Linked DNA regions of Homo sapiens: region 1 is linked to region 2. The links are chromatin loops, found by intact Hi-C in ENCODE. Cell type or tissue: body of pancreas. All regions are shown on one strand. Links, peaks and the distances in the headings refer to the core of each region. The heading gives the core; the rest is flanking DNA. Region 1 overlaps AATF (apoptosis antagonizing transcription factor). Region 2 overlaps LOC105371750 (a long non-coding RNA gene).

The links. Hi-C counts contacts between places; a loop is a spot of excess contacts. Peaks named below come from ENCODE experiments on the same cell type or tissue, not always from the same donor. Only the 100,000 strongest peaks of a DNase experiment are listed, where the experiment ranks them.
Region 1: a loop joins it to region 2, with 6 times the contacts of the local background. A loop is called at or near these places in 15 of 110 quality-filtered maps.

What each region holds. Positions count from the first base shown.
Region 1 is chr17:37,040,441-37,052,614 of GRCh38, forward strand. The region is part of intron 11 of AATF (apoptosis antagonizing transcription factor); the gene reads left to right. LOC105371753 (a long non-coding RNA gene) reads right to left here. Exons shown (of 3, transcript XR_934717.4): 1 at 11,815-12,174; 2 at 5,450-5,528; 3 at 4,777-5,139. Among named protein-coding and RNA genes, the nearest start is that of MIR2909, 13 kb to the left of the region's middle. RefSeq lists a silencer at 2,678-2,878 and an enhancer at 7,658-8,158. In body of pancreas, for the core only: a CTCF peak has its summit at 7,392 (motif pointing left); a DNase peak (open chromatin) is centred at 7,381.
Region 2 is chr17:36,700,241-36,712,414 of GRCh38, forward strand. All of the region lies in intron 2 of LOC105371750 (a long non-coding RNA gene), which reads left to right. Among named protein-coding and RNA genes, the nearest start is that of MRM1, 100 kb to the left of the region's middle. In body of pancreas, for the core only: a CTCF peak has its summit at 6,089; DNase peaks (open chromatin) are centred at 3,741 and 6,081; H3K27me3 peaks cover 479 bases.

The sequences.
Region 1 (12,174 bases), core at 2,535-10,534, 340 kb after region 2:
CTTCACATATATTTTCATTTGTTCCTCATTTAAAAAAAAAACAGTGATTGATGTTATCTGCATTTTATAAGAATACTAAGGCATGGAACAATTAAATAACTTGCCTAAGCTGAACAGCAAGTAAGTAGTGGAACAGGTGTGTGCATCTAAGAGTGTGGTCCCAACCCCCACTGCTGTTGCCAAGAAATTCACAAACTTTTAGAAATATTTGGGAATCATGTGCCACAGGGAAGGCCCCCATCCCCACCCCTAGCTACTCTTTCAAAAACTTATTTGGGGGGGGGAACTTCTTTAGATTAAAATGCTTCCCCCCCCACGCTTTCTTTTATAGGAGAGATGCTTTCTATACAGGAAGGTTTTGCCTGTCAGTCATTCATATTTTAGTGTGAATCACTGGATTCCCAAACCTGGTTTTATGTTATATCATTCTGGTTACAAAGACCTTAGACCTCATAATTAGCTTTGAATCCTGATCTGGTATATTTAGTCAGTTTATGCATGTAATTCTATTCTCTGCCATAGTCAGGCACCTATCACCTACTTTTCTTAGAGACAGTATCTTTTTCCTGTATAATAAAAATAGTGCATGCTTATGGAAGAAAATTTGAAAAATATAGAAAGGACAAAGAAAAATTTGTCATCCTGCTATTGAGGGTAGAACATTATTAATACTTTTACATGTTTTCTTATAGAATTTTTTGTGTATGTATTTTATACAGATATATACGTATGTGTTTGAATCTTTTTTCAGATTAACTTATAAGCATTTTAATGCCTTAAGTATTTTTAAAAGCATTTTAATAACCTAATAATCTATTATGGAATATGTATTATTGTTGGACATTTAGGTTGTTTGTAGTTGCCTTTCTTTTCAAGTAGTGCTGCAGTGAACATATATATACAGAAATCTATGTTCTAGGTTTTGCTGTGTCTTTAGAATAGATTTCTGGGTCAAATATCTAAACTTTCTAATGACTCTTGATGAGTTTTACTAAGTTACATGACTCTTTTCTTTCCAGCTGAGGCTTATGTCATTTTATCTTTGCTAAGCTGGAGAGCTCTTTTTTCTTTTTCTTTTTTTTTGAGACGGAGTCTTGCCCTGTCGCCCAGGCTGAAGTGCAATGGTGCAATCTCGGCTCACTGCAATGTCCGCCTCCCGGGTTCAAGTGATTCTCCTGCCTCAGCCTCCCAAGTAGATGGGACTACAGGCGTGTCCTATTACACCCGGCTAATTTTGTATTTTTAGTAGAGACGGGGTATTGCCATGTTGGCCAGGCTGGTCGCGAACTCCTGACCTCAGGTGATCCACCCACCTCAGCCTCCCAGAGTGCTGGGATTACAGGTGTGAGCCACCACACCCGGCCGGGAGAGCCATCTTTTAAAAAATATTTCCTATTTAGATATAAAAGTTACTTACTGTTTTTAAGTTCATAACAAATGACACCTTATTGAGGACATATAATATGGTAGGCAGTGGGCTATAATCTAATGTTTATTTTCTCTTATAATAGTAAATTTGAAGAGTATTAATCATGTATTTCTATCATTTGTAGTTGTTTTTATCCTTTGCCCATTTTCTTTTTGAGTTTTGACTTTTCTTTATGAATTTTCTTCCTGTATGAATTCTCTATATTATGGCTATATTTATGGTTATATAACATTTCCTGGTTTTTGTAGATTTCCATATTTTGCTTACCTGTCAATATTAATGATTTTTATTGGTTACATAGAAGTTTTACTTTTTAACCTGATTAAATATATAAGAACCTTTTTGTGGGGGGTGTTTTTCATTGTTTTATGATTAGGCAATCTCTCCTGTATCCCAGAACAATTATTCACCTATATTTTATTTAATTTCATCTGAATTTTTTTTCTTTTAATCTACTTGGGAGCATTATTTTAATATATTATTCAATGATCTTCACTTTTTATTTCTACTGCCTCTTTTTTTGAGTCCAGGTCTTTTTTTTTGTTTTTTTCTTTTTTTAACAAAAGACAAGGTTTTACTCTGTTGCCCAGGCTGGAGTACAGTAGCCCAATTATAGCTCACTGCAGCCTCGAACTCCTGTGCTCTAGTGATTCTCCTGCTGCAGCCTCCCAAGTAGCTGGGACTACAGGCACACACTACCACACCCAGCTTTTTTTTTTTTTTTTTCCTGTAGAGACGGGGTCTTGCTGTGTTGCCCCAGCTGGTCTTGAACTCCTGGACTCAAGCAGTCCTCCCACCTTGGCCTCCCAAAGTGCTAGGATTACAGACATGAGCCACCACTGCACCTGGCCTTTTAATTTTTTCTTTCTTTTTTTTTTTTTTTTCTTTTTGAGACGGAGTCTTGCTCTGTCACCCAGGCTGGAGTGCAGTGGTACCATCTCGGCTCATTGCAAGCTCCTCCTCCCGGGTTCACGCCATTCTTCTGCCTCAGCTTCCCGAGTAGCTGGAACTACAGGCACCCACTACCACGCCTGGCTAATTTTTTGTATTTTTAGTAGAGATGGGGTTTCACTGTGTTAGCCAGGATGGTCTCGATCTCTTGACCTCATGATCTGCCCACCTCGGCCTCCCAAAGTGCTGGGATTACAGGTGTGAGCCACCGCGCCTGGCAAATTTTTTTTTTTTTAATTCCCACATCGACTATTACACTAACGGCATATTAACCAATAGTCTGTATTCTCATCAGTTCTGTTTCATTGCCAGATTCACCTTCCTCCAATATCACATGCTACTCTTTGCCTCTAGCATAAAACCCAGACTCTCAAGCCTGCCAGTCAAGGCCATCGATGACTTGTTGCCTTGCTACTTTTCTCTCCTTATCGCCTATTTCACCCCATGTGCTGTCCAGAGCAGACACCTGCAATCCCTGGGACACACTCCCTATTCTGCATGTCTGTTCATTCTGCTCATAGCCTGCAGCATCTCCCACCCCCGTCTCACTGTTGTTTCCTGTTGAAATATTCAGTCATGAGGTCACCAGCCTTTCTAGGGAGACTTCAGATTCTCCACCCCCACTGAGCTTTCTTCTTTGAACCCATTCTGTTTGTTCCTCCCAAACAGTTAAACTGTTAACTGTATAACAGTTCACAGACACACTTATTGGGGGCTTTTTTCTTGCTAAGTATGTTAACTTAAAAGTCAAAGAAGTATGCCTGTGTGTACTGTAATCTTGTATTTGGTATTATCGAGATTTTATGTTCATATATTTGGAATAATATATTTTAATTTCAATTGTAGTATTTGCAAAACACTTCACTTAAGGTCTTTTTCCAGTTATTGTCGGCCTCCTCTGAGCTCAGCGCTGACTCAGTATTCCTGAGCACCTTATGCCCTCGCTCGTATGCAGTGCCACCCTGGGAAGCCTTCTTTATGGGCCATGGTTTCTTTCTTTTACATAGTGAAAACAGGCCTCTTGTTCACTGGATTCTTGAGAATAAAATGTTCTTTTTAATTTTTTAATTTCTGAGAAGGACTATTTTAAATGTAACCCCTAACAGATAATTATTTAAATAAACAAACTTTGTGTTTTCACATCTGTGTATTACGCCACTGTCCCTCAGCATGCAATACAGACATAGCCATTTCTGTGCAAACCCCAAAAAAAGTTGGGTAGAGGCTTCCTGTCTGAGATGCTTTTAAAGGCCCCCAGCTTGTATGTTTGTTTACAGTTTGCTGTTTACAAGATTATTTTTGCAACTGTCCTATAAGATGAAGATGAGTTTCTTGCCTCTTTTGCTGAAATCTCTCCAAATCATCTCACTTCTTTAATATACTTTCCTCTGCTTCCATGTCACTTTGTATAGATCCATATTATGTATAGCATCTACCACCAGGTTGTTTCCTAATTATTCATAGGTTAGGTCTCCATGCTAAACCATTGCACCGCTTGAGGGCCGGCTCCTTATTTTGTTCTTAGCTCATGGCAATGTTGGAAAAGACCCAGAATGAAAGGTTCTCCTCTGGGACTTCTGATTCCCCACCCTTTGCTTAGAGGGTTTTTGGGGTCATTTTTACTTAGGATTGAACCCTGGGAAAGGCTCTCTCAAGAACACTCTTACATGTCCATCACTTCCAAGACCCTAAACTTTGTATACACTATAGGTTTTCTCCTGCTATATACTATATACTATAGGTTTCTCCTGCTATATACTATATACTATAGGTTTTCTGTGCTATTTAAACCAGGTTTGGTTCTGATGGCCTTCCTATAAATTATTACAGGTCAAGTGTCACCTATCGAATTCTTGCGTCCAGAGGAATTTCGTATTTCAGATTTTCTTGGATTTGGAAATATTTGTATTATCCCCGTTGAGCATGCCTAATCTGAAAATCTGAAATCTGAAGTGCTCCAGTGAGCATTTTCTTACAGCATAGTTCGTGTCGGTGCTCAAAAAGTTTTAGATTTCGGAGCATTTCAGATTTCAGATACTTGAGTTAGAGATACTCACCATGCAGTTACTATGGAGCATGAAGAACCCCAGCAGGGCTCTGTAGTGATTTATAGCTTTCGGTCAGTGTTCTGGACTCTGCTTTCAGGATTTTTCTTTAAGAAGAAAACAGTTCTGGAATGGATTCTGTAAGTGCATTAACAAAGCATAAAGGCCTGGCTGCTTTGTTATTTTTAGTGTTGGTATTAAGTGTCAAGCTAAGAAAGGATATTTAGATCGAGGACCTTACCTCGTTAGACTTGGAGTTCAAGTTGCTGGCAGCACCTGGTCATGGGAAGCTCTCACCAGCCACCCTCAGAAATGAGGTCCTGAATGAGCCATAACCACACCCTATGCTTTACCACTGTCTCCCTGGGGAGCAGAACACTTTATAAACATTAATTCTTTGACCCCCTGGGCACCTCCACTTACGTGGTAAATAAGACTGAAGGCCTTTCTTCTACAATATAGATGAGGAAACATCAGCCCAGAAGGGAAATTACTTGATGAGAGACAGGTGAGCAGCCATGGGCCCCAGGGTGTTTGGAGTCTCAGTAGCTGACCTGCAGCAGCACTCGTGGCTGCCGACACCCAGGAGACACAGTCCTGTTCCGTTCCCCTTTCTGCTTCTCAGAGGGTAGTGGGGGTTGGGCCTTTTGTCTCTTGTATGGAATGTGAAATGCTGCAAAGACGAGCAATTGTTCTTCAATGCTTTGTCCTCCCCTATAAGAAAGAAGAAATCAATACACATTTTCTCATACACACACTTGGCAGCACTCTGCCTTCTCTTCCACAGCTCGGTCCTACAGGGGGAAACACAACTGTACAGCCAGACAGACTCTTCAGGTTCAGGGGAAGAAATGCAAACTGCTCACTTTGCACTTAGCAGTCAGGCTTTTTAGAGCCAATCGTATAACTGGCTGAGGTAATCAAACTGCTGACCTCAGAGACTAGCTGGTGAAACGAGTGGGAGAGATGCCCTGTTGCAGGCCCCCTGTTGCAGGCCTGCTCAGTGCTGCTGGGGAAAGCTCACCTGGCAGGTGTTTAGGACAGATGCTCCTTTTGCTGAATTTCTGATTTGCAGAGGCAGGAAGGAAGTTCTTTGAAGGATACTATTAAAAACCAAAAAATTATGGACAGATTGAGAGCAGCCTTTTTTTTTTAATCAATTAATAGGCATACAGTCTGAACAAGAGCCCCATCTCAGACTGGATTTTATTTTTTCATCAGAAAATGTGGTATCGATATCTGTAATTTTGTCTTACAGCTCACTGCCATTAAACAGTTGTGTGGGATGTGAATAAAAAAGAATTTGCTGCCATTGTTAGGAGAAATGGTAGCTTGGGTGTCAGAAGAGCCTTGCAAGGCAGGAGATGAGTTTAGGGGGAGGGCAGGGGAGCGGGGACTCGGGCTCTGGGGTCCTTCACGCGGAGGAGACCATTAGACCATTAGAGTGTGTGTAGGATCACCAGGGGAGGGTGTCAAAAGAAGAGAGGAAGCCAAGAGCAGAACCTGGGAGAAGGAAGGCAGAGGAGAGCCAGGAGAACACATGCTCCTTGAACGCTCGGGGGGAGACTTCCGGGTAGGGCAGCTGGCCAGCAGCTGGAAGGGCTTGCTCCCCAGGCCCCAGCGGTTCCTCTGTGTCCCCTGACTCGCATTGCAGAGCTGGCACTTTGCATTTGCTCACTTACTAGTTACTTCTTGTGCGTTTTGATTGGTACCCGATTTCTAAGCAAAAGAAATCCTCCAACTTATTACCAGAAGTAATAGCAGAGTGCCTTGCCAAAACTCTATGGGTTGACATTGAATACCCTCACTAATTCCTGCGTGTTGAAGTTAAGCTAGAGCTGAGCGATGCATCCTGTGCTCCCCCAACACACACACACACACACACACACACACACACACACACACGCATGCACACACGCCCTGGGTTGTTGGGCAGCATCCTGATACGGATACAAATGTAACTGGAATGTCAGTCTCACCTTCTGTGCGGCTGGGGGAAGTGATTCACGTCTAAGCAGTGAAGCATCCCCTAGCTTTTAACAGGAGCTGTTAGAGGGGCTGCTGTTTGAACAAGGAGCTTCATCTTCCTGAAGCCAGCAGTCACAAAACCGTAAACACAACACTGGCCAACTCTATTGCGGGGACCGTGGTGGCTTGACGTTAATATTAAACATCTCCAGCAAGGCAGAGAGCTCTGCATCCCAGGTCCGGAATAAAAATAAATAAAAATAAAGAGAAACCCTGCTAAAAGCAGTGTGATGATTTGTCGTCTTTCCTTTGTGAGGCCATTTGTCTTCTCTCACATCAAATCTGTTATAAAACAGTCAAACTGTGAAAGTGGACATCATCCCGGGAATATGGAATATTAATGCGTGGAAGGAGCGGCGCCCCTTTTGTCTGAAGAGTGGCTCCTCCCCCACCCCTCTGCTTTTTTGCAAGTCCGCTAAGGTAAATTATTTTTCTTTAAAATCATGTGGAAGATTTGAAGCTAGTAGTAGGGATGGTGGAAGTTTTGAGTATTTTTCTTCCTTTGTTAAAGTGCAGGGGATTTGTGACTGGCTTGAGTAAGGAGGAAGCACAAGTGAGAAGAAAACCTGTCCACGTGCAGTCCCCTTCTCGCCCCCATCCCTCTCCCCTCTCCTCCCTGTTCCCCAGCCTCTCAGTTCCTTTGTTTGGGGCCTGAACCTGCTTCTTGGAACATTTATAAATCTTGAGTCTGTCTGATCTTTAGGGGACAGGCCAGAGGCCGTGTGTCACCATGTGTAATTTAGAGCTGTAGGGCTAAAAGCTTTTCCAGAGGTTTGAAGGACCTAGTTCTGACCTGACCAAAAGAACGAATTGGAACAGACCTTCTAGAGTCTCCTTCAAGCACTGGGGAGGATGGTGATGAGAGCAGACACACGGGGTAATTTATGGGCTCCGCTGACTGGTGGCTGGGTCCACTTGGAAACGAGTCGTGTACTGCCACCTTGTGGCAGATTCGGGCGGCTGCGGTTTTGTTGTTTTGGAACCTTGTGAAGAGTTTCAGCTAGTGTCGGATTGGACATGATTTGCCTTGTATCTAGATTTAGGTAATTAGTGATAGATAAGGGGTGTCTCTGAGTCATTCTTATTTTGCTAAGTTGATCCTGTTAAGAAATAAGTCTTAGCTGAAAGAAGACTGCTTTCTTTCCCCTTTACCTCCTTTCTTCTGCTTTGTGGTTTTTTTATGGGGGTTTTTGTTGTTGTTCAGTTTTGGTTTGTTTTTTGGTATGGAATTATGATGAGATTTCAGGAGAGAAGCCTGTGATCCTCCTTGGGTTGTTGGGGGATGTTAAGAGGAGAGTGAGGGAGAGTAAGTACCGACTTTTTGGCCGTATTCAGAAATCCTAAGTTTTCTACTATAGTGATTTTTGTGTCATTCTGACTAAATACTAACTCCTTATCAGCACTGTGTCTTTTTACTTGGATTACTTTCCCAGCAATCCAGCCTTCTTGGGGAGCTAAGTTTTTCTTTTCTTTTTTTTTTTTTTTTTTTTTTTTTTAGATGGAGTCTCACTCTTTTGCCCAGGCTGGAGTGCAATGGCACAATCTCGGCTCACTGCAACCTCCGCCTCCCAGGTTCAAGTGATTTTCCCGGCTCAGCCTCCCAAGTACCTGGGATTACAGGCACACACCACCACGCCCAGCTATTTTTTGTATTTTTAGTAGAGACGAGGTTTCTCCATGTTGGCCATGCTGGTCTCAAACCCCTAACCTCAGGTGATCCGCCCACCTTGGCCTCCCAAAGTTCTGGGATTACAGGTGTGAGCCACTGCGCCCAGCCTTGAGGAGCTAAGTTCTAATGCATGTCACCTGTGTCTGAGCCCATTCCCGTGACATACATAGGGCTGCCCCTACCACACAGCCCCAAAGAGCACAGGGCGATTGCCTGCCATTTGGATCAGTATGTTTCTCCTTTTAGGTCATAGAGACACTTCTCAAATATCTTTCTCTCATTTGTAAAGTCACTGATACCGAGTAGGATGAATTTGGGTCGGGGAAAGCAAAGGAATGATGAAAGGAGGGTGCCATTTAGTCCCTCGTGTTGGTTGGGAGCAACTGTAATGCATGCACACAGGTCCTCAGCATGTTGCTCTGTCTCATTCCATTTCTCATGATCATAGATGACGATGCCATTTATGCAATGCGGACTTTGCTTAGTGCTGTAAAAACAGTATGTTTAAGGAAGATATTGTCACCATCTTACTGATGAGGAAGCTAAGATTCAGGGGGCTAAGTAATTTACCTAAGGTCCTAGACCCAGTAAGGACCTGAGCCAGTCAGAACCAACTCTGACAGCACCTTCCAGCCCCTCTGCATTTGTGATACCATGCTCTATGCCATATAAAAGCATTCGCCTTGTTCTATTTAACTATTCAAGATTTCTATTAAGCTGGTTTCTCTAAGTATATAAGAAAAGAAAGCTGCTGTCCAAGCCGGGCGCGGTGGCTCACGCCTGTAATCCCAGCACTTTGGGAGGCCGAGGCGGGCAGATCACGAGGTCAGGAGATCGAGACCATCCTGGCTAACACAGTGAAACCCTGTGTGTACTAAAAATACAAAAAAAAGTTAGCCAGGCGTGGTGGCGGGCACCTGTAGTCCCAGGTACTCGGGAAGCTGAGGCAGGAGAATGGCGTGAACCTGGGAGGCGGAGCTTGCAGCAAGCCGAGATGGCGCCACTGCACTCCAGCCTGGGTGACAGAGCGAGACTCCGTCTCAAAAAAAAAAAAAAAAAGGGAAAGCTGCTGTCCTGTGGTCTGTAGACATTTTTAAGAGGAAAATGGAGGAGTGAGTAGCCTTTGCCCTTTGGCCTACTTTGGTTTCTGGCAATCAGAATGGAGGCACGTGCTTTATTGGAGAAGGATCCCTTTGTTTGGTGCCGTTAGCATGTGCCAAGTGATAATTGGCAAGACATCTTTTTCCGCAGACATTTGGGAGGCCCTGGGCATACTGATAGATAGAACAGAAGAGAGTGGAGGCCTTGGGAAGACAGAGAGAGAAGTATGTGTTCAGAGTGCAGGAGAGATGGAGTCCTGCTCCACCTGCTTTGGGCTCACGAGGGCTGCGGGTTCTGGAGACCTTGCTTTTGGAGCTTTGGCAAATGGAGGGCTCATAGGAGTGCAGTCAGGATGGCAAGCAGACTCGGTCACAGGAGGAATGGAGGCAACTGAGGCCGCTGAACCCGGAAAAGAACAGATTTAGTTAGAAGAAGACATCAAATAGTTGAAGTGCTGCCACAGGGAATAGTAGTCAGCCTTACTTCTCTCTGGCTTTAGAGGGACAAGAGCCCATGGCTGTAAGTCCTAAAATGACAGAATTGGGTTCAGCAGGAGGAAGAATGTTTGTGTGTCTCCCCAAATGGAGTGGTTTGTCTGAGACACACTTACTGCATGTATTCACCTTCCCGATCTAGCTTCTGCTGTGCCTTTCATGTCTTTGTGAACCTCCACAAAATCTAACAAAGTTCAAATAAGCATTCAAATATTTTTAATTAATTGATTATACCTGTAGTATGTTAGGTTTTGAGGCCAGGAATCATATACATCTAGTACATGTTTAAGCTTCCACCACACTAAGCAAATTGTTTTCAAAGACAAACGTGAAAAAAGGCAGCATCAGTACATCACCAATAATTTTAAAAGCACACATCTGTCATTGGTGACCGCGCTGGTCTGTGCAGAGCAGGCGTGTGTGTGAATCTCTGTGCTGACTGACCATATCTGGGCAGACTCTACTTGTAGGGTTTCAGATCGGATCCAGACCCTGCTAGCCGTGAGTGCTGCTATGATTGGAACCCTTTGTCCGACTTGCCTGCCGTGTGCTTTCTTCTTTTCCCTTGATTCTGCAATGTATGTATGGGATTGAGTTAAGGCAGAAGCAAATGCTACAGCACTTTTGTGTGCAGTGTGGGAGAGGTAGAGGATTAGAAAGGAAGGAAGGGCCATGACATTCTGGGATGTGTCTTATGTATTTAGGGAGACCCCCCACTCCTAAGAAGCAACAAATGAACAATTTTTAATTAGTCAAAGGCAAATTATGTGTATCATTTTATGTATTTATTTATTTTTAATAGAGACAGGGTCTCACTGTGTTGCTCAGGCTGGTCTCAAACTCCTGGGCTCAAGTGGTCTTCCCACCTCAACCTCCCAAAGTGCTGGGATTACATGAGCCACCATACCTGGCCTATGAGTCACTTTTCGTCTGGAAAGCAGCAGCATTGTCTCCGCCAGCTCCTTTGGAAGACTGGCACATAATACTTGCTCGGAGACCATGATGCGCTTTGGGAGGCTGCACAGGCTTTTTCGGGGAGCAGTGGAATGGCTGTGTTCTCTCTGCTGTCCACCTGTCTTTGTGGGTAGGTACAGCTCAGGGATGTCTTGGAGGCCTGGGGGTTCCAGGGCCAGTGTAGGAGGAGTGTGGTTTTCTGTAGAGTGGATGGTACAATTCCTTCAGAATCCCCAGTGCTGCAAGCTACTGACCTAGCAAATTGAAAGCCCCACACAGATTATTTGCAGGTTTAATATGCTCCTTTGTACTGTTTGCCCAAGTGACATCGTGAAAGACAGTGATCTGTATTGTGGTGGGGTGAGTGCACATGTGGAACTGAAAGGAACATATTTGGGTCCACACATCGGTGAGGGGCTGCATTCTCATACACATACACCCCCATTTCACTCAGAGCTTTTAAAACCTTACCTGCCACTCAAGTGATTGCAGTTCACAGCTAGCTACAATGTGCATACTTTAAGTCTCTTCAGAAGAATCACATAATAAATAAGCCGAATCCTAAGACAGACAGACAGACAGACAGACACACACACACACACACACACACACACACACGCACATTCTGTCTTTATGGAAAATGGCGGCTAATCCATGATCATTTTTTTTTCTAGAAACAGGTTTTAAGATAATATAGTAAAAATATTAAATTAGAAAATGCCTCACTAAGGGTTATAAAACCTTACTGCACTAGAGATAGGTAATTATCCCCTCTACAGCTTAATGACAGTTTAAAAGAAATAAAAATGTTAGTGCTCATTACTTGCTTTTGTAGTTTGCAATAAAGGGTAAGTTAAATTTTAATTCAAGGAAGAGCCCCTGCTATCGACCTTCTACCTCAGGTCCAAGTCCTGTTAATTACTCCGCAGGCTGCTCCCCTGCATGATACCAGCATGAACGCATTGTCTACAGTGGACACTCCCACTGACCATGAGTGTGTGTGTGCTGGGGGGTGGGGGTATTACAGATCAGTGATTTGCATCTTGATTCTTAATGTGATGGGGAGCAGGAATTATGTGTTTTTTTAAAAAGTTGATTATGCATAGCCTTAAGGGGACCTCAGGTATGAAACTACACACTTACCCTGGAGAATCTGATGGAACAAGGTTAACCTGGAGGATTGATAGTTTAGCTTCTCCACATGGCTAAATCCCAGTTAGGAAGATGCAGCCGGGGGGAAATGTTTATGCAGTGGAAGGCGGTCTGGCCCTCTGTCCAGTGGCACCTTTTTGTAGCCTCGTCTTTACTTGCAGTTTTTCTTGGGATGGGGTAAGGGCTGTGGACATGTTTTGTTTCTTTTCAGATGTCTTTGCCTTTCCCTAAGCACCTAGACACCTGCCTAGGTTTGAGGGAGGAAGAGCTCAGTGCACCCTGTGGCTCAGTCTTCACACTGGGGTATGCAGAGACTTTCCAAGGGGAAGGTAGACACAGATAGTCAAGGAG
Region 2 (12,174 bases), core at 1,932-9,931:
AGTGGAGGAGAAAAACCCTTCCAAAGCTTGGATAGGGAGAGAGTAAGGAGGACAGGAACACGGCTATGTAGAAGCTCAGCTCCAGGCAGAGTGCTAAGATGAAGGTTCTACCTGTCCTCTGGGCATGTTTGAAATGCTTAAAGATACCTAAGTGGGTGGTAATGGCTGCTAGACCCAAAAAAGCCCACTGGCAAGTGAAATTAAACAGAAAGGAGTCCTGCTTCTGGTTTCCTTGTGGGAATAGTGGTGGCCCATGAGTGTCCATTCACCTTTTTACATACTCCACAGCCTGATTTCATTGAGACACAATCTGATTTCCAAACTGAGCTTCCTGTTTGCTTAGCCACTGACTGGGATGCAGTGGGACAGGCCCCCAAACCATCCAAGGCATGGGCCGCAGTCCACAGTACTCTTCCCTGTTTCTGGCAAGCACCTGTCCATATGTCATGAGGAGAATGAGACAGGAGTATGGACTTCAAGGAGGCACCATCTTCTCACACTAGTTTCTGAATTTTTAGATGCTTTTAGTATAGAACTTTTAGTATAGGACTGTGCAAGAGTAGCCTTCCTAACATCATTGCCAATGACTACCCTTCCCAAGCCTTCTATCCTGGAACACAGCCCTACCGTCCCCAATTCATGTTGCTCCTTTTGACACTCCTGTCTTGGCTCATCCTGCTTTCTTCATCCGAATTGCCTTTCTCCATTATTCCATGTCCAACTTCTGCCCATCCTTCAAAACCCAGGTTAAAAGCCATCATCTCTAGCAAGTGTCCTCTGATTCACCCAATGGAATGGTCTCTCTCTGTCTTGAGCACTTTACAGTTTTCATATTTCCCTCCCTCATTGACCTGATCACAAACAGCCTTGCACCACCATTACCTGGACTCCCCATGGCTCAACCACTAGACTCTAAGCTTCGGAAGGGTATGGGCCCTTGTGTAACCAATCTGCATGTGCCCCACACTCTACAGTCTAACACCAGGCTTGTGCAGAGTTGGCGTGTATTGTTGAACAGATGGTAGAGGGTTGAGTGAATGAGTGAGTATCCTCACCTACCCTGAAGATCAAACCTCATTAAGTAAGAAGGTTAAGAGTTAGTCTTCTCTAGACCTAGTCAGAAAGACTTAAAAGGGGTAGAAGACATCCCCCTAGAGGAGTCAGTGGCAGAACCTCTCAGCTCCAACCCCAGACCATCTGCTTGGAGGAGCAGGGAGAGAAGGAGAACTGTGATTGATTCCTCCTTTCTGTTCCACCAGATACCCCTCTACACACTCACACACAGCGTCACACACACAGACCTCACTGCCTACTCTCCTCCCTTCCTCCTCCTTCAACTGCATTTAATATAAATGCCCATTAAAAAAAATTCTCCCCTCCCTGTGACTGCATGGGCCAGACCCTCCCACCCCCAGGTCCCTGACGCTCTTAGATTTTCCTGCTGCCACGTTCCACCCTGAGCCATGTCTTCTAGTATTTTGCTTTCAAATTGTGTCTCCTGCCATTTGTGCCACATTTAAAATGCTAACAGTACAGAATGTCATTTACAGAACCGGGGCGTTTGCTCCGGAAAATTAATTTGACTTATTCCTTCTGCCTGTTCCTATCTCCAGGCCAATATTATGCTACTCATTCTACAAGAGTAATACTTAATGAATAGGACTATTAATAATGTCAAGGTCCGCAGGGGCCTGGCGGCTAACGGATAGGCGTAGACGGAAGGAACCCATCACCTGACTCCTGGTTTAATGTCCCATGAAAATATCAGGCACTGCAGTGTAATTATGGAGCAGGGAGAAGCGAGTGGATGACGACCCAGAGTTTCTTAAATATTTTTCAAATTAGTTGATGCTTTTCCTTTTGGGGGAGGAGGATGTTTATCCCCCCACTCTCACTCCATTTTAGTTCTGGTCTGGAAGAGGAGGTGGACCTATTTTCATTAAACACACTCATGCATGCACGCGCATGCACACACACACACACACACACAGTGAGAGAGAGAGAGAGAACAATATATAACTCAGAGATGGTAATAGCTACTCTCACCCCAACATGTTGAGATACTGTGTTGGGTATGAGAAGGGGGAAGTAGACAGCATAGGTTTACATTTAGCAAAAGAGAAAAACACAAAGAAGGAAAAGAAAAAGTGGAATTTAAAAATCTGATTTACAGAGTATCCCAGTAATCCTCCTTTCTTCCATGCACTTCTTCCTTTCCCAGTGCACATAGAATTACCAAGGTAACAGGGCTTCTGGAGAAAACAAGAGGTCCTTCATTATCTGCAGCCCCAGCCCTCATCATCCCCTTCCCACAGTCCTGAATACCCAAGGAGAGGAAGAGTGGCCCTTGCTGTACAGCTTCTTCATTGCTTGAAGCGTGATTCCTTTCAAGCCCTGAGATTATGGCCCTGGGTTGGCCCACATGGCTGCTTTTATAGGAATGGAGCAGCAGGGTTGGGCAGGAACCATGGGAGAGGGAAGAGGGGAGGGATGGGGGAGGCCAGGACTGGGGGCAAAGGAGTTGGAGTGGGAGTCCTGTATGTCAGTCTCATCTCATGTGCAGAAAGTGGATAAGGATATCTGCCTTGCAGAATGGTGGTAAAGCCATGAGATAATGGGTGTGAAGGGCTGGGGCTGGGGCTGGCACACAGAGGGGCTGATAATATTAGTCCCTTTTGTCCAGTTCACAGATGGTGCAATCAGGCTCCACCATAGCAGGAACCAGGCATCTCTTTCTGGTGCAGAGTTGAACAAAGGATACTTGCCTCTCGCCCTGGGTGATGTGTGGGAGCTTCCAGTGTAGTGGGGGAACCTCTGCTCTTGAGGGGCCCTCAGACTCCCATGAAGGAGTCATGTTCCTACCTGAGGTTCCCAGTCTTATGGAAGAGACTCAGTTTCTGATCTGAGAGGGGCTTCTGGTCTGGTGCTGGAACCCCTGTCCTTGGAGGGTTCCCATTCTTATGGAGTAACCACAGTGCCTTCCACCAGGGAGGTCTGCAGTCTTATGAGAGTTCCAACCCCCTGGTCTGAGAAGCATTTTAGTTTTATGGGAGAAATCCAGCTTCCAATCAGGGTGGGGGCCTTCTGATCTGGTTGGGGAAACTGGGCCCTTACCCTGCAGAAACTCCAGTCTGATAGAGGAGACACAGCCTCTGTGTTCTGGAAGGCCTCCCAGTTCGATGGTAGAGAAAAATTCTTGCTCTGTGGGAGCCTAAATATGGAGAGGGATGTATAACACTTGGCATAGTAAAATCCCAGTCTAATGGGGGAGACAGAGTCTGTCTTTCAAGAGATTTCAGTCTGTTGAGAGAACAGGGTGGCCTAAAGAAGGCCCATCTGATGGAAGAAAACAGAGCCTGCCCGTCAGGGAGCTCCCAGACCACTGGGGAAGAGAGACCCCTTGGCCTCAGGGGATGCCAGTGTGATCGGGGAGGGCTTCTTTGCAGTGGCAGATACCCTGGTCTTATGGTCTTATTGGGAAGACATGGTACCCAAGGTGGGGCAGCTTCCACCCTTTACAGGGATGGCAGGGCGAGTAAAGGCAAGCAGACTGCAGAAACCCCGAAAGAGGGGAGGCACAAACCGTTCAGCTCAGCTGGGTAGAAATCGGCTCAAGCCCATCAGAGTGACAGATACCCGGGGAGGCTGGGCGTGCCAAGCTGGACCGGTCCGGCCAGGCTGGAAGCCCAGCTGCCTGCTTTTTCTCAGTGCCTGGAGACCACCCGCCTTTTCAGCACCACGGTCAGCGGCCTTTTCGCAGGCGCGCGCCCCAGCCCCGCCCCGGGTTGGGCTGGCATCCAGCCTCCGGGCCCTTCTGCGTGTCCCTCGGCCCACCGGCATCCCGGGCTGGAGGTGTGGGTGGGGCAGGCGACCGGGGTATGAGAGGCGGTGGGGTGCCTCCTCCGCGCGTCTCTGCGAGTATCTGTCTCCCCCATGCGTCCGCTGCTCCTCATAGAGGCGTCGGGAGAGTGTGTTCGCGACTTTCTCGCACAGCGGCTGCGCCCGCGCCTGACCCTGCCAAGAGAGGGGACACTTCCTCCACCTCATCCCCTACTCCAGGGTCAGGAAGGGGGTCAAGGCTTCCTCTTGGGGTCAGGTCAGCGAGAGCAGGTCAGATGTCTCTGAAGGCATGGGGAGGGGGGGGTGTGTGTGCCTGTGCACGCGCCGCGGGTGCGTTTGGGGATGTCGCAGGGAAGAGATCATCTTACTACCATGTCTTCTTGGGGCACTGCAGTACAGAATGATCAGGAGAGGAAATCTTCCTTCTGGCTCTGGATACCCTGCTCACCGCCTGGGTGAGTCAGGCCTGGGTCTGTAGCTGATCTTGCGTTCCCTTCCCCAATCCTGAACTGTTTGTGTGACAGTCTGTGCAGGGACATCTGGCTTCTGCAGGGAACCCTGAGGGGCCCATCCCATGCCAGCTGAGGTGGGGAGATCAGCGGCCCTACAGACATTCTGCCCAGCCCTTCCTCCTTTCTCTCCATCACCTGGTTTGGGCCTCTTAACACCTGAACCCTAACAGATCCAGGTGGTCCAACCAGACCCTGCTCATTCCACTCTTTGTACCCCCATCTCCCAGAAGCAAGGTAGAGGGGTGGAATGGCCTAGACACAGAGAGACATCCCATCTCTACCCCCACCTCCATCCTCATAAAAGGCAAATATGGAATCAGCAAAAAGAAAAAAAGGCCAAATAAAAAGTCATAAAGTCATCCAATTAATAATTATTCTGAGGGACTCATCAGAATTCACAGCTGGGCCAAGAAAATGGTGGAAGGAGGGGGTCAGAGAGGACAAACGTGGGGGACGCCTTCTTTTCCCTCACCCTCAGGTGAGAGTGAAGGCGCCTCCTGCCAAGTTCTCGTTTTCTCATTCGCTTCTTTTTTTTTTTTTTATGGGGCATCCTGAGTGTAAAAAATATGACTTGCCTTTATGGTGCTCCAACAGGAATGAAGCTATAAAATTATGAACAGTTTTTATGGCGGCTATTCGGGGGATGCTTTTATATTGATGGTATACAGCCTGAATCTGTCTTTTTTGCATCCCACCCCCCTTCCCTGGGCAGGGAGGGGAAGTCTGTGTAACTATTTTTCATGCATTTAATATATTAATTATCTGGTAAATGCTCCCCAGGCTGTGCTCGGGACATTGGAGAGTGACAGGTTCTCAGCGAGCCTCCGAAGGCAGCGCATCAGCCTGCAGTGTATTATGTCGGCGAGGTCAGGGTGGGGTTAATGTAACTTTTTATTTGCTGATTTTTCATAGGCGGGAGCAAAGCCGGGATGGAGGGAGGGAGAGAGAAGGAGGGAGAGAGATAGGAGTGGGGGGAGGAGAAGGTGCCACAAGAGCAGAGATAATGGTGAGGCAGATCTCTCCACCCCCAATTCACCTCTGTCAATGCCAGGAGGTTTGATTAAGTAGGAAAGGAGCAGTGGCCTCTCCTACTGGCTCTGGCACCCAAAGCCACACACTCCTGGTGACACTCTTGGGCATGAGACTTTCCCTTGCTGCATATTGCGCCCTTGAATGCAGGCACAGTGTCACCTTCCAACTCCTTCTCACTTGCTGAAACTGAAACCCCGGCTCTCGGGTCTGGAAGAAAAACTATAAGATTACCGCGGGAGTGTCTGACCAGCTTCCCTTTGTATACTCCCAGATAGGTGCTTACACACAGCCACGTGGACTTGTGCACACACAAGCTGGCTTTGTCACTCGAGTTCACATTGTCCCTCCTGCACGACATGTCAGATTCTGGTTCCTCGCCCATTCACAAAGCGCAGCTTCTGGCGATTAAACAAGGGAAGCGATGAACAGGTCTCACTGGCCACAGTTTCTCTTCTCTGTCAATGATACCAAGAGCACTCATGCCTAGAGCCGAGACCCTGTCCACCTTGCAAGAAAGGAAATCTGTCAGCCAACCCATCTCTGTCTGGAAAGCCTGGGGAGGGGGCTGTTCAGAGGTCCTGATGCCCAGGTCACCACTGGGCCTACGTGTGTGCTCCAAGTCTTGAGAGAATAAAGGCTACTTCTTAGATCAGACTGGGACCTCTCTGTTCCTGGCCTCTTGCCCCCGCCCTGCCATCTGCCGGCCCCAAGAGGGCAGCACAGGTGGGTCTTTTCTGCTTTGACTGGTTAGTGATCGTGAATACTTGAGTCCTGGCTCCCTAACGCTTTGAAGCCTTTATTTTGGTTTTTGTATAGAGTTTTTTTTCTTTACTGTAAAAATGTTTAATCATTCAGAAAAGTAGAGATATTGTTAGCATTATTATTTTAGGATTGGGGTAGACACTTTTGTGTGTTTAGCCAGGAAAATGGCAGCTCCTGCTGAACCAGGAGCACAGACCCCTGGGTTCAGGGCCTCAGCTCTGCCTAGACGTACTGTGTGATGCCTCTTTGTTCTTCACCAAAGAAGACAAAGTAGGGGCAGGATACTCCTGAGGTGCTGCAGACCCACCTACCTTTGCTCACTGAGGACTCAGGAGTGTGCGCCCACGTGCACATGTCCTATCCCCCTCCAACGAGAGAAGTTAGGAGCTTGAGTTCTAGAAACAGGGTCTTTGCTTTGCCACTTCCTGCTCTGTGACCTTGAGAGAGTTCCTTTCCTGCGTTCAGATTCAGTTTCCCCATCTGTAAATTGGGGCTTATTATATTAGGGCTGCAACCTTATAGGAATGTTGTAAAGAATAAAGAAGTGGAGCCGTGTAAGATGCTTAGCTCAGTGCCTGGTACAAACACTATTGCTGTTGCTATTGTGATTATTACTATTATTATTTTGATTCTACCCAGGCCTACCCGCCCTTTTTTTTTTTTTTTTTTGACTTGGAGTCTTGCTCTGTCACCCAGGCTGGAGTGCAATGGCGTGATCTCAGCTCACTGCAACCTCCGCCTTCCAGGTCCAAGCAATTCTCCCACCTCAGCCTCCCAAGTAGCTGGGATTACAGGCACCCGCCACCACGCCTGGCTAATTTTTGTATTTTTAGTGGGGACAGGGTTTCACCATGTTGGCTAGGCCAGTCCCAAACTCTTGACCTCAGGTGATCCACCTGCCTCGGCTTCCCAAAGTGCTGGGATTACGGGCGTGAGCCACCACACCCGGCCACCAGCCCATGCAGCCCAACCCCTGTGGAGTTACCACTCTTCTACAAATTTGCAAAGTCTGCATTCCAAGTGGCTATTTCCTCTTAGGCGTTTGGCCTGAGTTGTGGCATACCATGCGATAGGTGTGCAGTGATGTGTAATTGTGGTCCAAACAGCAGAGCTTAGTAGGCAAATGCCATTGCCATCTCTATTAAGTCAGCAAGGGGGTATCATTAAGGATGCAACATTGTTGGGCACCTATAGAGGGCTGGAGGTGTCAGGTACATTACCTCATTTGTCTTTCTTAATGGCCTTATGAGGTAGATAATATTATTAAACCATCTCACTGGTGAGGATCTTGAGGATCAGGGAGATTCAGTCAATGATATGCCAGCCTGAGGTCACCAGGTGGTAAGAACCAGGGCTGGGATTTAAGGCCACTGACTGCACAGCTCATGGGCTTCCTGTTTCTTCAGGCTGCCTCTGGCTCCATTTTTTAAATGATACCAACTAAAGCAGTGAGAGCAACCTTGTGAAAATCTAAGTGCCTACTATCTGTCAGACACTGGTGAGGGGCTCATGGGGGCTCACAACAATGAGGTGTTTTTGCTGGTCTGGAGGAGTCTGGAGGCCACTTGGAGGAGATAAGACATTTAGTAATAGTAGTAGTAGTAGCGCCACTACTCATAATATAAATAACATCAGCCACAATAGTTAATGCTTACTCTGTGTCAGGCACTTTTCCAAGAACATTATTCCACAACCCCATAAGACAGGTATTGTTATTACCCACTGGTCTGTAAATGAAATTCTGAGGTCCAGAGAATTTAAGGTGCGCAGAACTTGCACAACTTGCTAGTGGAAGATTCTGTGTCGGGACCAAGACTGACTCCAGAGGTGACACCCTCAAACTTGTCATCTGCTGTGTGCCAGTTACCCACTTTTCACAATTCTTTTTCAAGTTTGGGATTCTCATGCTCACTTAGGTGTATATAAATGTGTTGGCCCTTTTGTAATTTTTATTTTTGCAGAAGTATTTAATGAGAGCATTTTAAGTGCTGTGTTACTAACCATAATGACAATAACTACTAAATGTCTTGGTAGTGAGGTTTGAGGGCCTACTATGTGCCAGGCATTGTGTTAAATGCTTTGTTTGCATTACCTCATCTTTTTTTTTTTTTCTATCGCCTAGGCTGAAATGCAGTGGCACAATCTCAGCTCACTGCAACCTCTGCCCTCCGGGCTCCAGTGACTCTCTTGCCTCAGCCTCCCTAGTAGCTGGGATTACAGGTGTGCATCACCACGCTCAGCTAATTTTCATATTTTTAGTAGAGACGGGGTTTCACTATGTTGGCCAGGCTGGTCTTGAACTCCTGACCTCAAGTGATCCTCCTGCCTTGGCCTCCCAAAGTGCCAGGATTACACGTGTGAGCCACTGCACACAGCCTCTCATCTCATTTTCTCAATGTCCTTTTGAGGCGGGTAATATTATTGTCACCTCTGTTTTCCAGATGAGGAAACTGAGATTTTCAGTTGCGAAGTCACGTAATAAATGGTGAGGCCAGGAAAATGGTTTAAGTCCAGGCAATCCGTCTCCAGGTTTAGAGCTCTTAACCCAAAGCTCTTCATGAGAGAGAAGCTTATGGAATCCAAGGGAGAATTTCCCTATACTGCACCCCAGTCACACTCTCCTCCTCCCCCTCAAAGAGCTTTGAGGTAGAATTTTCCGAGAACCTTTATATATGTATGACAATGTATAGAGAGATTTTTCCTCATAAATGTGATCATTCTGTTGTATTGTTCTGCAGATTTCCCTCCTTTCATATTGATATATGTAGACCTAGTTCATTCTTTTAACTTCTACCTAATATTCCAGAGAATGGGCTTACCATAATTCACCCATTGACGGACATGTGGATTATTTCTGATTTTTTGATATTGAATGCAATGAGCAATGCTTCCTTGGGTATTCTAATACCGGCTTTTCAGGCACATGTGCTCAGCAGCTAGAAGTGGAATTACTGAATGGAACAGAATGTGCCTTTAATATTTTTCTAGTTGTTGCCAAACTGTCCTTCAAAAAGGCTGCATGCTCCCCCCAAGGCATATGGGAGGACCCCCATTTCCTGATCTGTTTACCATTAATGGCTATTATGCATATTTTTTTCCATTTTTGCTAAACTCATATATGAAAAAAAAGTCTTCATTGTTTTAATTTCCCTGGTTACTACTGAGACTGGGGACCTTTATATTTATTTGCCTTTTTTTCTGTCTTCTTTACTCTTTTTATAACCCATTGATGCATATGCTTTGCCCATTTCTTGATTGGGTTGAGGGTTTAAGGTTCTTATAATATTAATTTCCTGATGATTAAAGTAATACATGTTAAACGAAGAACATCAGAAGACACAAAAAATAATAAAGAAAATGGATATCACACATAATCTCACCATCCAGAAATAACACTTGGCATCATATTGGTGCATTTTTGCCACTCTTTTTCTCTGTGCAAATATATGTACTTTCTTTCTTTCTTTCTTTTTAAACGGACTTTTGCTCTTGTTGCCCAGGCTGGAGTGCAATGGTGCAATCTCGGCTCACTGCAACCTCCGCCTCCTGGGTTCAAGCAATTCTCCTGCCTCAGCCTCCCGAGTAGCTGGGATTACAGGCATGCGCCACCACACCTGGCTAATTTTGTATTTTTATTAGAGACGGGGTTTCTCCATGTTGGTCAGGCTAGTCTCGAACTCCTGCCCTCGGGTGATCCACCTGCCTTGGCCTCCCAAAGTGCTGGGATTACAGGTGTGAGCCACCATGCCCGGCCCAACATATGTACTTTCTACCTCCATTCCTAGCATAGCCTGGTATATATGGCCTTGGACCATTTTCTCCACTTGTCACTATAAAGGGGACATTTTCCTATGTTATTAAATATTTTAAATGCTATTTTTATATTTGCTTAGTATTGATCCAATTGATGTGTTAATATTTAATCATTATTCTAATTGCTAGACATATATAGGCTGTTTCCAGTTTTCCACTATTATATAATAAATAATGCTACAGTGAACATCTTTGTACATAAATCTCTGTCCACATCTCTGATTATTTCCTTAGGATAGATTTCTTCAAGTGGAATTACTAGATCAAAGGGTATACATTTTTAAAGATTTTGATCCATATTGCCAAATTGCTTTCTAGTAGGGATACATTGATTTCCATCCCCATTCACCATGTATGGGACATATATTTAACTGCACACTTTACAATTTAAAAAAAAAAAAACACTTTTCAATTGGAAGGTAAATGTATCTCTTTATTGTCTTAATCTTCATTGTCCCTTGCAGGGAACTTAAACATATTTTCCACTTCTCTTGGCCATTTGTATTCTACGAATTGTCTCTCCATGTTTTCTGCCCACTTTCTACTGGACTTATCCTCATGTTTTAGACAAAAAACCTGAGGTTCAGAGTAGCTGAGTAACCTACCCAGTTACATAGTTGGCAACAGCTACAGCCAGAATCCAAACCTCTCTTACTCCAAATCCTGAGCTCTTGCCCTGTGCTGCTTCTCTATGACTCTAGAGCAAGAATCAGCAAACTACGACTCAGCCTGCTGACTGTTTCGTAAATAAAATGTATTGGATCCTGGCCACGCCCATTTGTTTACTATCATCGATGGCTGTTCTTGCACCATGGCAGAGGTGAGCAGTTGCGACAGAGACAGTATGGCCAATAAAGCCTAAAATATTTACAATTGGTTTTACAGAAATTTTTTTTTTTAAGACACAGTCTGACTGTGTCACCCAGACTGGAGTGCAGAGGCGTGATCTCAGCTCACTGCAACCTCTGCCTCCCAGGCTCAAGCGATCCTCCCGCCTCAGCCTCTCAAGTAGCTGGGACCACAGACATGTACCACCATGCTTGGCTAATTTTTTGTATTTTTTATAGAGACAGGGTTTCACTATGTTGCCTAGGTTGGTCTCAAACTCATGAGCTCAAACAATCTGCCTGCCTTGGCCTCCCAAAGTGGTGGGATTACAGGCGTGAGCCACTGTGCCCAGCCCCAGTTTTACAGAAATGTTTTATGGAAAACATTTGCCGACCTATGCACCCACTGCTCTGGAGTAGCACTAGTATATCATTTCAAATGTCCTAGTAGCCCTCTTTTAAAAAGTAAAAAGAAACAAGTGAAATTAATTGTAAGAATGTATTTTATTTTCTTAATAATATCAAGATGTTAATATATAAGCACATAATTCGTATAAAGATTATTAATGAGATTTTTGCATTTTGGGGAGGGATATTATCTTTGAAATCTGTTTTATATTTTGCACTTAGAGCACGTCTCAATTTGGACTAGTCAAGTTCAAGTGTTCAACTGCTACATATGCCTAGCGGATTACCTTAAGAAACAATACAGCTCAAGAGCCCCAAGTTTTTCACCTGTGAAATGGGGATGGTGCTAATATCACTCACTTTGCAGGATTGTTGCAAGACTTGAATGGGAAGCTGTGTGTGTATACAGTTTGTAAAGCACTGCATACCCGCAATGGCGATGATTATAACTATGGGCTGGGGGATCTAGGGTGACTTGCCTTTCACTCTCAAGATGAGTAGAAATTTGATAGGCAGAGTGTAGTTATTGCTGAGAATAACTCCAATGGTTACACACATATATACTCATACCATGTTTTTGTTTGTTCTCTTCACTGGATCAGTGTCTTCTGAATAGTATTCAGGGTTAGAGAGGGCGGGAGTAAGTCTTGCTCACTCAGTGCAGAAGAGATTGTTCCATTAATTCCTCAAATGCCCCATTTCCTGTGGGCTGTGCCTACGGCCACTGGAGGTGTCTGTCTCTGAACTGCCCTGCTTGGCTGCCAAGCAGAATTAAAATTTGTCTTTTTAATTTACCACTTTATTCATCTATCAAATACTTACTGAATACCTATTGTTCAACAGCCTCTGAGATGAGAGTTCTTTTCCTAAAGGATTTCCTCAAAACATATAACTACAACAAAGCTACTGAAATTAAAATGAAAAACAATGAGAAAGAGGTAAACATGTTTAGGCATAGAACCTGTGTAACATGAATTTAG